Regions from separate parts of the Mus musculus genome. Here region 2 is linked to region 1. A link is a loop called in an ENCODE intact Hi-C map of the cell type or tissue named here. Cell type or tissue: left cerebral cortex. All regions are shown on one strand. Each heading gives the region's core, and the rest is flanking DNA. Links, peaks and the distances in the headings are about the cores only. Region 1 overlaps Jak1 (Janus kinase 1). Region 2 has its middle 13 kb from the start of Gm12789.

The links. Hi-C counts contacts between places; a loop is a spot of excess contacts. Peaks named below come from ENCODE experiments on the same cell type or tissue, not always from the same donor. Only the 100,000 strongest peaks of a DNase experiment are listed, where the experiment ranks them.
Region 2: a loop joins it to region 1, with 6 times the contacts of the local background. A loop is called at or near these places in 2 of 42 quality-filtered maps.

The regions. Positions count from the first base shown.
Region 1 is chr4:101,171,802-101,174,301 of GRCm38, reverse strand. Jak1 (Janus kinase 1) reads left to right here. Exons shown (of 25, transcript NM_146145.2): 10 at 93-216. Among named protein-coding and RNA genes, the nearest start is that of Gm24468, 14 kb to the left of the region's middle. In left cerebral cortex, for the core only: no CTCF peak of the experiment used is centred there; DNase peaks (open chromatin) are centred at 905 and 1,346.
Region 2 is chr4:101,993,847-102,005,101 of GRCm38, reverse strand. No RefSeq gene overlaps it. Among named protein-coding and RNA genes, the nearest start is that of Gm12789, 13 kb to the right of the region's middle. In left cerebral cortex, for the core only: a CTCF peak has its summit at 6,373 (motif pointing right); a DNase peak (open chromatin) is centred at 6,387.

The DNA.
Region 1 (2,500 bases), core at 1-2,500:
GGAGCCAGGCAGGTGACAGGGTGTGGCTGGGTGTCCCTGGCAGCTTGTGTTCTATGGTTTGAGCCTCTGTCCTTGCCTACTTCTCTCTCCAGCACAGAATATGCCATCAATAAGCTGCGGCAGGAAGGGAGTGAAGAGGGGATGTACGTGCTGAGGTGGAGCTGCACCGACTTTGACAACATTCTTATGACTGTCACCTGCTTTGAAAAGTCTGAGGTCAGTGGGGACATAGATGTGGGCCAGGGGATGCAGCTACAAGGTATCTGTTCACTACCACCCAGCCCAGGAACTGTGGGAGAAAGGAACACCAGGGTCTCTCTCTGAGCAAGTCTCTGGTAGTCTGGAAAGAATATCCTACCTGATAGGACACTCAATAGCACGACTCTGTATTCTTCCTATGTCTGGTCCTCCCTCCCTCCCTCCTTCCTTCCCTCCCTGTCGCCCTTCCTCCTTTTCTTCCTCCTCTTCTTTCCTCTCCCCTCCTTCCTTCCCTCTTCTCCTTTTCTTCCTCCTTCCCTTCTCTTCTCTTTTCTCTCCGGAGAAGGACTGTAACCTTAGAAGGTAGAATGTGACCAGAAAACCGCCATTCCATCAGGCACATGTGAACTTTAGCTTAATTATCTAGAGTGACTTACTCTATAGCCAGTGGCAGAATCATCAAACCTAGAACTGTGTTTGCCTGTGGCATTCTCTGGTGTAGGCTAATGTCAAAGAGCCACCTCGTCAACATGGCCTGTTTCCCCCAGCAACAGCTTTGGGCATTTTAACATAAATTGCTTTCCCAAAGTGTCTGCTGCATAAACAGCCAGATGCAGCTCCAAACGATTGCTGATTCATGGTCCCTGCAGTGCCTTTTCTATTCACGCAACATTTTAGAATGCTTAAAAGGTTTTAGAGAATTTTAGAAGATGTCGAGGGTGAGGTTTTGTTTGTTGTGGGGTTGGGCTTTTCTTGGTGTGTTTGTTTGTTTGTTTGTTTGTTTTGAGACAGGATTTCTCTGTGTAGCTCTGGCTGTCCCTGATCTCATAATGTAGACTAAGTTGGCCTTGTGCTCACAGAGATCAGTGGCCTCTGCCTCTTGAGTGCTAAGGTTGAAGGAATGTTCCACCAGGTCCAGTGAGGGTGGTGAGTTTTATGTTAGTCTACATTAAATCTACCAGCAATAGTGAGACTCACCCAGACTGGAAAACTGAGTTGAAAGAACCTGTTGATGGAGGCAAAGCATCAGACACAGGAGACAAGTGTTAAGAGAGCCCCGAGGACTGGGCTCTGTCAAAGTGGAAGGAGGAAGTCACATAAGGAACCCAGTGCTGCCAGATGTACTGGGTAAAGTTCCAGGAGTGTTCCTGAACAGCCAGACCTCAGGGCTGCCTTGGGCTTGGTGGCTTCCTGTTTTCACTTACTGGTCAGTCTTTGGAGGAAGTTTATTAGTATGCATGGCTGTAAGGTAGCCCCGCCTTCTGAGGTAGACTCAGAGCAACATCCTAGTCAGTCAGGTTGCCTGGGGAAAGGACAGTCACAAAGAGGATTGTTGATTGTACATGCAGCTAAAGAGAACTTACAGAGGCCATATGATAGAGGTGGTGCTGTTCCATTGTCTGGGTTTGTAGGATGCATTAACCTTGTGGACACGGATGTCTTAAATGTCATGTCCCAGTTTTTACTATAAAGACATCTTTCTGGCTCTCACTCTTTATATTTTTTTTCTTTGTATAAGAAGAGCCATGGAAGAAAGCTTCTCGGACAGGTTTTTGTGGTGCTGGAATTATGGCCTGGATGGACAGCCAGCTCCCAGCTCCCAGCTCCCAGCTCCCAGTGTGTGTGCTTCTCCTTGGGCTGGTTCATAGTGTGTGAGGGCTCACTCTGAAAGAGTTCCGAGTGAATTTAACCTTCACAGTTCTTATTTCATACATACACTGGTTAATCTTTATAAAGTACTAATGGTTTTTTTCTTATAAAAATATCATATATTAATTATACATAATAATGGGTTTATTATATTTTCATTCATGTGTGGGTATATGTATGTATGTGTGTGTGTATATATATATATATATATATATATATATGTAATATGATCCTTATTCAACCCCCATGATCCTTGCCCACTCTAACTCCTGCCAGTCTCTTCTCAGAAAGTCCTTCTTCCGTTGTCATGTCTTTTTTTTTTTTTTTTTTTTTTTGATGACCAAATGATTTTAATTAGGATTGCTCATAGGAACACAAGATCCATCCTAGCAGCTATACCACTAAAGACAATGTCTCTTCCTCCCCCAGCAGCTATTAACTGTATTAACCTCATCAGGAGGGATGGAAGCCTCCTAATCCCTTCCTCCCCTCCATGATAAAATGTTAACCGGCCCAGTCTTATCCTGATATCACAATCACTGAGAGTTCAAGAGTGCAGGAGCCGTGGTGTGCCAGGAAAAGGCTCTCTAACACTCCACCCCTTCCTCCTTCGCACATTCTTTTTGCCCTTCTTCTACCTTGTTCTACAAGA
Region 2 (11,255 bases), core at 5,253-7,752, 830 kb before region 1:
TATTGTGCAGGAACCCAAAGCCAGTTCAGGCCTGGTCATTAAATGCAAAATATGCATGCAGCTTGATGGAGGTGGGGCAGGTGTCCTAGACTGCTAACAAGCTGCCAGAGGTGTTGATAGGAAAGGAATGGAGAGTATATACCATAAATGTAGGTAAAGGCTACCCAGTGTGTTATTATGAGAAGGAAGTGTGCAGAGCACAATTCAAATAGAGTTCCAGTTGGCTAAGCTATTCTTTATGTTTGTTTCCCTGGGGAGAGGTAAAGATTCATTGTAGGGAAGCCTCAACCAGACTCACCCATCTACTGAAGAAGACAATTTTTCTAAAGGACATTCAAGGATGCTATAATCAGTCCAGTAAATATTTCTCATTGTCTTTTCTGGCTTTGCACAAAAATTCTGGGTTTATGCAAAAGCGTTTGGTGTGTTTTAAACTCAGAACATGGGTCTGAAATCAAAGGCAAGTTGTTCTTCATCACAGGTACTGAAAACTTACCAGCCCATAAAACTAGATGGAGAGAGGTTACACAGATATGTTTTCCATAGCTAAGTAATGTGGGACATCAGGAGATGAAAGCAGTTAAGGTAGTGTCATCCCAGGTTGTTGTCATCACATGTCTCAGGGGGGGTGGGTCCTCAAGGTCCATATTTGGCACAGCTAATCACAAAACCATTCAAGGGGCAGTCTATGTGACAAATGCAACTAATCTTCAAAAAGAAAACGTAAAGGAATGTTTCAGCTGTCACATCTTTTACTGAAAAATAAAATTAAGGAAAGAAGGTGGGTGTGAGCATTCTCTCATATTCTGATTTATACCCAGCACACATACCTCAGGAGTAAGGAATATAGTAGAAAATACAGATTGCTACAACCATCTACCCAAAGGCTTATGTCCATTAGAAATTGGGGTTTAGAAGGAGTGATGAAATTGTGTAGCTTTAGAATTGAGTGAAGTAGTTTTTATTTGGTGAATATTTAAATAGTAAAAGGGTGAAGTAGTAGAAATAGTTGCCCGGAAACATCCCCAAATTTTTCATTGAACTAAAATTGGCTTTGCTATTTTTCATACATCTCATTTTGAAATTGTTTTTCCAAGACAAAAACACAGGAAATAATAAAGCGAAACCTCAGTAACTAAGAATCTGTTTCAATGATGTCAATACCTGCCTTCGCATTTCATCCATCATACCTATCTCTTCCCGCCCTCTTATCACTTTTGCAAATGGTTTGTGGCCATAATAGGTCAAATCCAAGAAATAAGAGTGTTTCTCCCCCCCCCCGACCCCCAGCACCTTCTACCAGGGGTAAGGCCGAGAGCTGCGACCTTTGCTTGTCCAACAATACTGTTATACCCAAAAGATGCTTTACTCCTAAACACTATGTGACAGTCCCAATCTACAGTCAACCTTTCTTGATAACCTAGCTTTTTATCCATTGCAGCAGCAGTCATGGCTGGGGACATGACCTGACATGGGATGGTGAGGGAATGAAGAAAAGACAAACACAGACAGGTACATTGAAAGAAAAGCTGGGTTCAAGTAGACCGGGCTCTCTAGTGGAGGAATTACAGGGCCCTAGAAGCTCAGTATGTTTATTACACATACTTGACCGGAGACACAAGGTTATTACTGACTGTGGAGCTGTAGTACAAACAGCTAAGCAGGGAGGTAAGGTTACTGCTCACAGTGTAACAAAGAGACAGGGCTACTACATCCAGCTAAACATGGAAAAGATTTAGCTAATGCCAGTAGAAGTCTTCAGAGAAGTCGTCAGGCTGTAAATGTTCAGCTGGGAGAAAGCTATGATGATCAACGTGGAGGAAGCCTTTGCCATCCCTCTGATTCTTGCTCCAGGTACGGGAAGAGAAGCTTTGCCGTTTGCCCATGGCTCTGAGTCCTTAGAATTCTTTACATGGCTTTGCCCATGCCAGACAATACACACACCCTCAGGGCTTCATACACTCAAGGCTTCCCTTGCTCCCTGCACTTCATGCAGAATTTCTTAATAAGCTTCTTAGATACCCTTTTAATATATGGCCATACTTTGCTCTCATACTTTAGGTAGGGGGATATTTTAATTAGCATAAAATTAAATGTATAAAATAATGGGTTCCACTGTGACATTTTCATACACGTATGAAATATATCATCTATCTTTTTGTAAGAAACAGGTTCCTTTCTTAGGGTCTCTATTTGTCTGACTGCATGCTCATGTGCCATTTCATGGCTTCCTCTGTGCTCTGCAATCCCTGGTTACTTGAATGTGAATCCAGAGCTGAGGTCACATGTTCGCCTGTGAGCCAGCTGCCCATTTCACACATAATACATTTTTGGAACACAGCCACATTTCTTTACTTATATATTGTCTACCCTGTTTTCACAGCACTCAGAAAAGCTGACATGAACAGTTGTGACAGAGACCATATTGCCTAGAAAACAGAAAACACTCACAACCTGGCCCTTTAAGAGAAAGCTTGTGGACTCCTCACCCACAAGTTCGAATAGATTGTGTGAGTATAAATACATTTCATTTCCTCGTTGTGTAGGAGCTTTCCAAACATTTCATAGTCCACATGCCTGGAAAGCACAAAGAGACCAGGCAGCAGTGCCAGCTTCTATCTCAGAAAAGGCCATGGGGACACCAAGAAGAGGCACTCTGTCTCCTCTAAGAACAAGAACCTCTGACCCAAAGACTTAGGGGTGTGAGGACAGAGCAGATTCCCCAATGAAGTCAATAGCAGTGGTAGATCAGCCCTTCTCCTCTCTTCTCTTGTTGCCTGGAGTCTACAGTTCATGGTTATTTGGTTCCCTGTTTCTGAGCCTATGGTGAGACAGTACACCAGGAAGCAGAGAGAGATTAGACAAGAAGAGAAGCATGCCCCCAATGACCTGCTTCTGAACTCCAGCCAGGATTTATCTCTCTTTTTTTAAAAGATTGATTGATTGATTGATTGATTGATTATATGTAAGTACACTGTAGCTGTCTTCAGACGCACCAGAAGAGGGCATCAGATCTCATTACGGGTGGCTGTGAGCCACCATGTGGTTGCTGAGATTTGAACTTCAGACCTTCGGAAGAGCAGTTGGGTGCTCTTACCCACTGAGCCATCTCACCAGCCCCAGGATTCATCTCTTGGTATCCCAATTCAGCAGAAACCAATCAGTGGCTCAAACCATTAATGAAACGCTCACTTCTAGCCAATCACCTTCTTAATAGTGCTACCAGTTGGTAACCAAGCCTCCAATACATGAGCCTTTAGGAGGCAGTAGGAAAGAAGGGACACTTCATAGGCAAATGGCAATGCATAATGAAAGAAAAGGTTGTTAGCAGAGTCACCTGGTATCAAATGATGAAATTAAGGTAAGATTCAACCAGAACCTTTTTCTCATTTAATACCACCAAGGACTTGCCCACCCTGCCTTAAACACCAATAGTCAAAACCATGATCTAGGGAAAAATAGTCATGACCATAGTCAGGGTCTGATCTAGGGAAAAGAACATTTTAGATTGCTTAAAGAGGAAGGTTTTTTTTTGTTTTGTTTTGTTTTTGTTGTTGTTGTTTTGTTTTTTCTTTTTTTTTTAAATTTTATAAGGGACTGGTTGTGTGAACCTTTGAAGATTGGAAGAGGAGAACAAGACCACTGTAACAATCCAGAGAATAACCTTCAGCATGGACATGATGGGACATCAGCAGAACTCCCAGAAAGGGGCAGCCAAGCAGAAAGAGATGGGGTTTCCAGGACTGAACACCTATGAATTGGTTTCAGCTAATGTTGGGATTAGAGATCTCAAAGCTGTGTGCAGATTACTATGGAAGGACAAGATGCCAGCCAAGGCCTGCACTATCAAGAGACTGCAAGGTCTACCTGGTGAGGAGCTAAGATTTCAAAAGCCTCCACTCTCCCCAGTGTCTTTCTTGGTCTTCCTCTTGCTTGTGAATCAGGAAGTGAGCTCTCAGCAGGTCCTGCTGCCATGTTTTGTTCCACCGTCATGAACTCTAACCCTCTGAAACCTAAAGCCCATAAATGATTTTGTTTATAATTTGTCTTAGCCACAGTGTTTTGTCACAGCTACAGAAAATAACTATGACTGAGGACAAGAGAGTGGGAGTGGGTATGCCCAGGGAACATTCAGAAACTACCGGCAGGTACTTTGGGTTTCCCCATTTTTCACTCCACTCTTGAGGGATTTAGGGTGTCAATGCTCCAACTGCCTGCAAAATTGAGGCATCAGTGAGCTTAGAAGACCAATCCTTATTACTTGACAAATAAAGAAATGGGAGATCTTATAGTAACAGTGAAAGTCCCTGCTTGTAAAACTTTGATGCTTGCATTTCACAGTAAATCGTGAACAAACAGAAAATGAAGGCAAGGTAGGCAAACAACTCAAAGAACACATGTCCCACAGCAAGTACATAAGCATTGCCTTTACAGGAGCCAGGGTATCAACGACACTTAGAGGCTTCACGGAGTCCTCTTGTTTACAGGCTGTAGCTGTATGGCCTTTGGGACAATCCTACTTTACAGAATTTTTACTTGAAAGCATTGTAACTATACATGTCCCTCCTCTGTTTTGCTAGCAGTTGATCAAAACTACTCCTGAGTTCAATAGCTACATGGGAAAAAGAAAATTGTAGGAGATAAAACCATGCCAGGAAGTTTGGTAAGGGAGAGCAGGTCGAGACCCGGAGACTCGGTGGGCACGCACCTGAGGCTTAGGTGACTCCCAGCTCCCTGGCAGACTTGGGACACATGCCATGCTTCTCACATAAAAGAGACACAGGTCACATAGGCTCAAGACAGAGGTCTCCATGCTAATGAAGTAGCTAGAGTTCCGGAGGGCATAGCCAATAAGCTTTCCTTCCCAGACATTCCTCCCTGCAAAAGGTATTTAATCCCAGGCCCACCCTGAGAAGCGGGGCATGGTTTTATGCATCCACTTTCCACTACGGCAAGAAATGATTCAGAACATGGAACTGCCTCTTTTCATTATGATCTGCAGTGGGGAGCAGTGGGAGACCACAAAGAAGGCCTTTACCTAAAGAGACACTGTCTTGTCTCCCATAGAAAGGCTCTCACTCCCAGCTACAACCTCCACCAAGCCTGTAGCTTTCAAGCCACCAACTCTCTCTCTCTCTCTCTCTCTCTCTCTCTCTCTCTCTCTCTCTCTCTCTCTCTCTCTCTCTCCCCCCCCCGTGGGACTAGCTCCCTGCTCCCCCTCCCCTGCACCCACACACACCCACCCTGGGCTAGACCCACTGCATTCTTTGCTCTTCCACGACTTCCAGCTGTGCCTGGGTGTCCAAGAGTCTGAGTCCCCCACAGCCCGACTTCAGCTTAGGCCCAGGGACCCTGGAACCAGTTCTGTCTTTCTCACACCTCAGACTGTGCTTTCCCACCCCAGAGTGGTGCCTAGGGCAGTGTGGGATAAGCACAGTCTAACTCCCTGAGTTCCACCTCCCCAAGCAGCCCTGGCCTGTGGTGAAGCAGATGAGGAACCCACAACCCTACAGAAATTTTCAAGGATGATTAACAAGGAGGACTGAGGCAGGCACGCATAGGGAATGGTTTAATAATGTGGGACTCTTCTTGGTTTGGTTTATGAAATCGCCTTCTGATAACGCAAGTGGAAGCCCAGCTTTTTTACTTACACATAACACCCCTCTCTGGAACAATGCATCCAATAACCTCAGGCCCCATTTGCATCCAGCTACATATATACCTCTCTCTGAACATTAGGATAAGTTTCTCCATCCTCCCCCCCCACCCCGCCATGACAATCATCAGATGTAGACAGATTTTATTCAATCATACCTTCCTTATGGAAGAGAAATGCCTGAACAGTTTGGGGTATATGCACAATCCTTCAAATGTGTGTCTCAAATAAAATTTCAAGAAGACTCTCTATTGGCTCTCTTATGCCTCTGAGTAATTGGGCATGCATATGATCAAACCCAAATGCATTATAGGAAGAGAAGAAAAAATAAATAAAAGCAGAGAATCACCCTCTTTATGCCCCCTAGGAATCAAACTCCTCCTTCTCTTGAATGTTGTAAGTGGATTATCCATAATATAAATAGAAACTATCAATTAATCAGGAGGCTCTGTTTCTTTACCTTATGCTTTTCCCCAGTAATCACACAGAAAACATAAGATGATCTATCCTTGACCTCCTATGCTAATCTGGCCAAGTCCCCCGAATAAACCACAGGCCCTCTGCACCTCACCTGCTTGGGTTCTTGCTGTTCGAAACGTAGTCCACTTTTTCTGTTCCTACTCAACTGTAGCTTGGAAGAAGATTGAAATTCAGGGGGTCAGGTATTCATCACATACGGGAAGCTTTCGTCTATTTTCCTAGATGACCAGCAGGTGGCAGCAGAGCCCAACACATAATTAGGACCACGGCGTCCTGGTACAGTAGTAACATTAGAGGAACCCAGTTGACTGTGTCTCCTTACCATTTTCTTCTCTTAACGGTGTGAAAACAATACCATCTAGCAAACCACACTTAAGGTTCTGAATTTCAATCTTCTTGCAAGCTACAGAAATGCTGTGCTACCTGTGGCAGAGAGCAAACGTCCTCAGTAGCCATAATAGGAAAGGAAAACAACCCACCTTTCCAGTGCGGAACTGCGGGGCTGTAGCCTTGGTAAGCGCATATTCCGCTCTCTGTACGCCCATCTTTGTAATTTGGGGAGGCATAGTGTAACTGACAATCTCATGTGTGTTTTCTAGTTCCCTGGAAATCTGGAGCCATAACCTCTCTGTTCTCTTCTATCATCCAATCCCTTTCTTACAACACTAAAGCCCAAGATGAGAAACGTTCTGAGAGAACTGGTTGGTTTGTAGCCACTTGACACAAGCTAGAGTCATCCAAGGGGAAGAAACCTGGATTGAAGAACAGTCACCATCAGATTGGTCTATAGGGCATCAAATATGATGATGGATGTGGGATAGTCCAGTCCACTGTGGGTAGCCCCACCCCACCCCACCTAGGCTGCTGGCTCTGCCTGATTTAAAAATCAAGCTAAGTGCCGGGCGTGGTGGCACACCCTTCTACCTGCATTTTAACATTTCTGGCTTATCTAATGCTTATCCATGAGAATGTGGGTCTCATGCCTTCTACAGTTCCAACTGGATATAAGTTTTTTTATTTAATCTTTTCAAAATTTCTCTCCCACGAATAAATAGTTAGACTTTCCATTTAGGCTTTCTTTCTTTTTTGTTTTGTTTGTTTGTTTGTTTGTTTGTTTGTTTGTTTTTGGAGACAGGGTTTCTCTGTATAGCCCTGGCTGTCCTGGAACTCACTTTGTAGACCAGGCTGGCCTCAGAAATCAGAACTCAGAAATCTGCCTGCCTCTGCCTCCGGAGTGCTGGGATTAAAGGCGTGCACCACCACGCCCGGCTCCCATTTAGGCTTTCAAACATCACCATTAAGGTGTCAAAAATGTCCTTGATGGTAACAGGAGAGCCAGGAGGGAGTGTCTGGACTCTTTTTCTCTTCATTTCCTGGTAAGAGCTGGTTAGTACCCACCTATCTTGCTATTTCCTAAGTCACATTCCAACACTAACAAGTTGCTCCAGAATGCTAATGAAGTGCTTTCAATAATGACGCAAACAGCATAAGCATACACTATCCTGACCAAGATGAACCTGTCCTTCCAAACTGAAGGCTTCAAGTTCAAGCCATGCTACACACAAATCTAAATTTCAGCTTTAACCAAACTCCTGAAAATATACCAGACAATGGCAACAGATTTCATTTTGTAGAGTCCCTTCATATGGTTTTCCTTCAAGATGCTTGTCTTCAACTGGATTTGATTCTCAAACTCTTGATTGTGATTTATTGGCATTTAAAATATTGCATGTTTATAAGGGCTTTCTCAAAACCTACTTCTACATCTGTTACAGAACTGTCATTTTTCTAGCTTTACATATGAACATTTCTCATGACATTAGGGCTGCCCTGAGTCTCCTGCCTCTGCTGTCTGCTGACAGTACTCTAAAAGCAATTTTTCAACACTTTGATGCTTTGAATTTTTCCCTCTTCTAGTGTTCTGCTTCCCAAAGCAGCCACACCTCAGCGGCTTCCCTTGCTTTCCATCACTCTTGGCCACTTGATCCGAGTAAGCTACTGAACCCAGCTGTGCTCTCTTCTGAGAGTGGCTTCCCACACAATCTTTCTGAGCAGAGTGTGCAGGCAGAGAATCTGGTTCCAGACAACGCTGGACACATATTTCTGAAAGAGGAATTTTGGAAACTAAAGCAGTCAATTTGTCATGAGGACTCTAATGGGTCAGTTGCCCTGGGGACTTTTTTCTTCGGGTACCCTTCAGAGTAGATCAAACACCTCCCAGTTCCAAAGGACTAGCCTGCTCCCCTGAAACTCTTACCCACTTCACTAAGACTTAATTTCCTTTTGGCTTTCTGCTCAGTGCCATCATTTGTTTGGTATAAATCATCCCTTATCTGATGTTTTAAAGTACAAGACATGTGAACACTCCGCATGTGTAGGTGGTATGAGGGACCTTATTGAGCCCCAAAATAATTGAGCCCCCAGTACCAAGGCTACACTTCTTTCTACTTATGCCCTAAGAAAGGGGTAACAGATAATTGTTTACAGAGGTTTAGTGATGGCAACATCTGGGTTGTGTCCATGATCATGGGCAATGTGGGGCCAAAAAACCCAGGCTCTGTAAGAGGAATGCTGTAAATAAACTCAATCATGAGATTTCTCTTTGGCCACTGGACTGTGGGGACACCAGTAAAGGGCTTGCAGATTCAGATATAAAACTGCAATAGAGGCAGCTGGTGGGACAGACATCCAGAAATCATCCATCCTTTGATCTCCTTAGGTATCAGATAGACTTCCAACTCTAGATCTAGGCTAGATCAGAAGTAGATGGCCAGATGGGTGGGGATGCATTGATAACTCCTGTGAACTGAAGAGAAAACAAGCTTTGAGCCTAGGCTCTTGTCCATAAACTGCACAATTTAATGATTTACAAAAGAATTCAGACACATTTCCCAAAGGAGGAAGGAAGAAACAAAAATAATTAGCCCTGAGATAGTTCTTCAAGCCAGAACCTTCTGATAAAGAGAGCCAGGACAGAAGTCTGTCCCCCTCCCATATCACTGGATAGGCACAAGTGTTATCCTTATGAGTCTCCCTGTAAGAATACAAGACTGCAATTCAATTTGTTTTGTTTTGTGTTTTTTTTCCCCAGGGAAAAAGGGAAAACCATGCCAAGAAATTAAAGTTCTAGATTAGTTTTAACCCAGATAGGAGAGCTTAAAATATAAAAGTCCACTGTAGTGGGCTAGAGGGATGGCTCAGTGGTTAAGAGCACTGACTGCTCTTCCGGAGCTCCTGAGTTCAATTTCCAGCAACCACATGGTGGCTCACAACATCTGTGATGAGATCTGATGCCCTCACCTGAAGAGTCTGAAGACAGCTACCATGTACTCATATAAAATAAGTAAATCTTTAAAAAAAAAAAAAAAGTCCATTGTGAGGGACAATATATTCAACTCAGACATTTTAAAATTTCTAAAATCTCACTCAAACAGCAAACATGAGTCCAGAATCATTTTAAAGACAGAACAAGCCATTGTGAGTTAAGAGTTAGCAAAAGTGACTATAGATATTGATGACCTAGATGCTAAAATATTGGCATTATCAGCTATAGAACCTAAAATATTATTGTCATAGTTCACTATAATTAAGTTTTGGAGCTAGATGGTGGTGGCACACACAATCTGTTTGTTTGAGACAGGGTTTCTCTGTGTAGCCCTGGCTGTCCTGGAAATCACTCTGTAGACCAGGCTGGCCTTGAACCCAGAAATCCACCTGCTTCTGCCTCCCAAGTGCTGGGATTAAAGGCATGTGCCACGGTGCCCGGCTGGCACACACTTTTAATACAGCACTCCAGAGGCAGAGTTCAAGCCCAGCCTTGTTTAAGGAGTTAGTTCCAGGACAGCCAGGGCTACACAGAGAAACACTGCCTCAGAAAACAAACAAAACATAGGTTTTGCAATATTAAAAAAAAATTCACTAGAAATTATATGGATGACAAGGAAAACTGGAAGAAAATTGAGAACACTAGAATTCAAGTTCAATCAATATTTTATGCGGTTAGAAAGGCTGCTGTCGGCCAGGCGTGGTGGCGCATGCCTTTAATCCCAGCACTTGGGAGGCAGAGGCAGGCAGATTTCTGAGTTCGAGGCCAGCCTGGTCTACAAAGTGAGTTCCAGGACAGCCAGGGCTATACAGAGAAACCCTAAAAAAAAAAAAGAAAAAAAAGAAAAAAAGAAAAGAAAAAAGAAAGGCTGCTGTCCATGCTATCAACCAAGGCCGAATCGATGGACCATGTTACTGGTGAAGGCCATGTGGATACCGGTGCTCTGTGCTGCAGCCTGAGGTCTTGTTCATGCATGTGACCTGGGCTGGCTGTCCTGGCCATGTTGATGTCTCTGGTCCATGTTGGTATTTGTGGCCCTGTTGTGGCTGGGGATTGTCTTGCTGTCCATGGCCTATGTTATCACCAGAGATCACAAGGATATCCATGGTCTGTGCTGCCATCTGAAGCCATGTTGATGTTCATGGCCAATGCTGTAGCCAGAAACCATGTGGAAACCCATGATCTGAGCTGTTACTTACTACAGAGAACAAGGAAGCTACTTTTGTGATGGTATCAATGACTGCAGATTCTCAGTTGAGAATGAGAGGCATAGAAGGCTTCTGTAACAACCTCTTTCTCTCCAAATCCCATTCACCAAAAAGAAATAGTCTAAACAGAAAACCATTGAAAAGTCTTGATAAGGGGTTGTCTGCTGGTGTTTGATCACAATCTAGGGATTATATGGACAACACAAATTGGACTTGATGTTGTCCTCTTCCTCCTCCTCCTCCTCCTCCTCCCCCTCGTTCTTTGATTTTGGGGCAGGCTAAAAGGGTGGGGGTGGACCTGGGAAGTACCTGATGTAAAATTTCCAAATAATCAATAAAAATGTTGTGACATAAAACGAAGGAAAGAAAGGAAAGAAGAAAGGAAGCAAGCAAAATGAAGAAGAAAAGCAGGAAATGAAGGAAGAAAAGAAAGAAAAAAGGCTGCTTTAACAAAAAATCCTACAAGAATTCAGTGGCTTGGATAAGACTGAAGTTCATCCTCTCACATGTTACTCTGAGCAAGTGCTCAACACCAATATTGAGCTCTATATCATTTGGCCTTATCATTTACAATTGTCCTTATTAA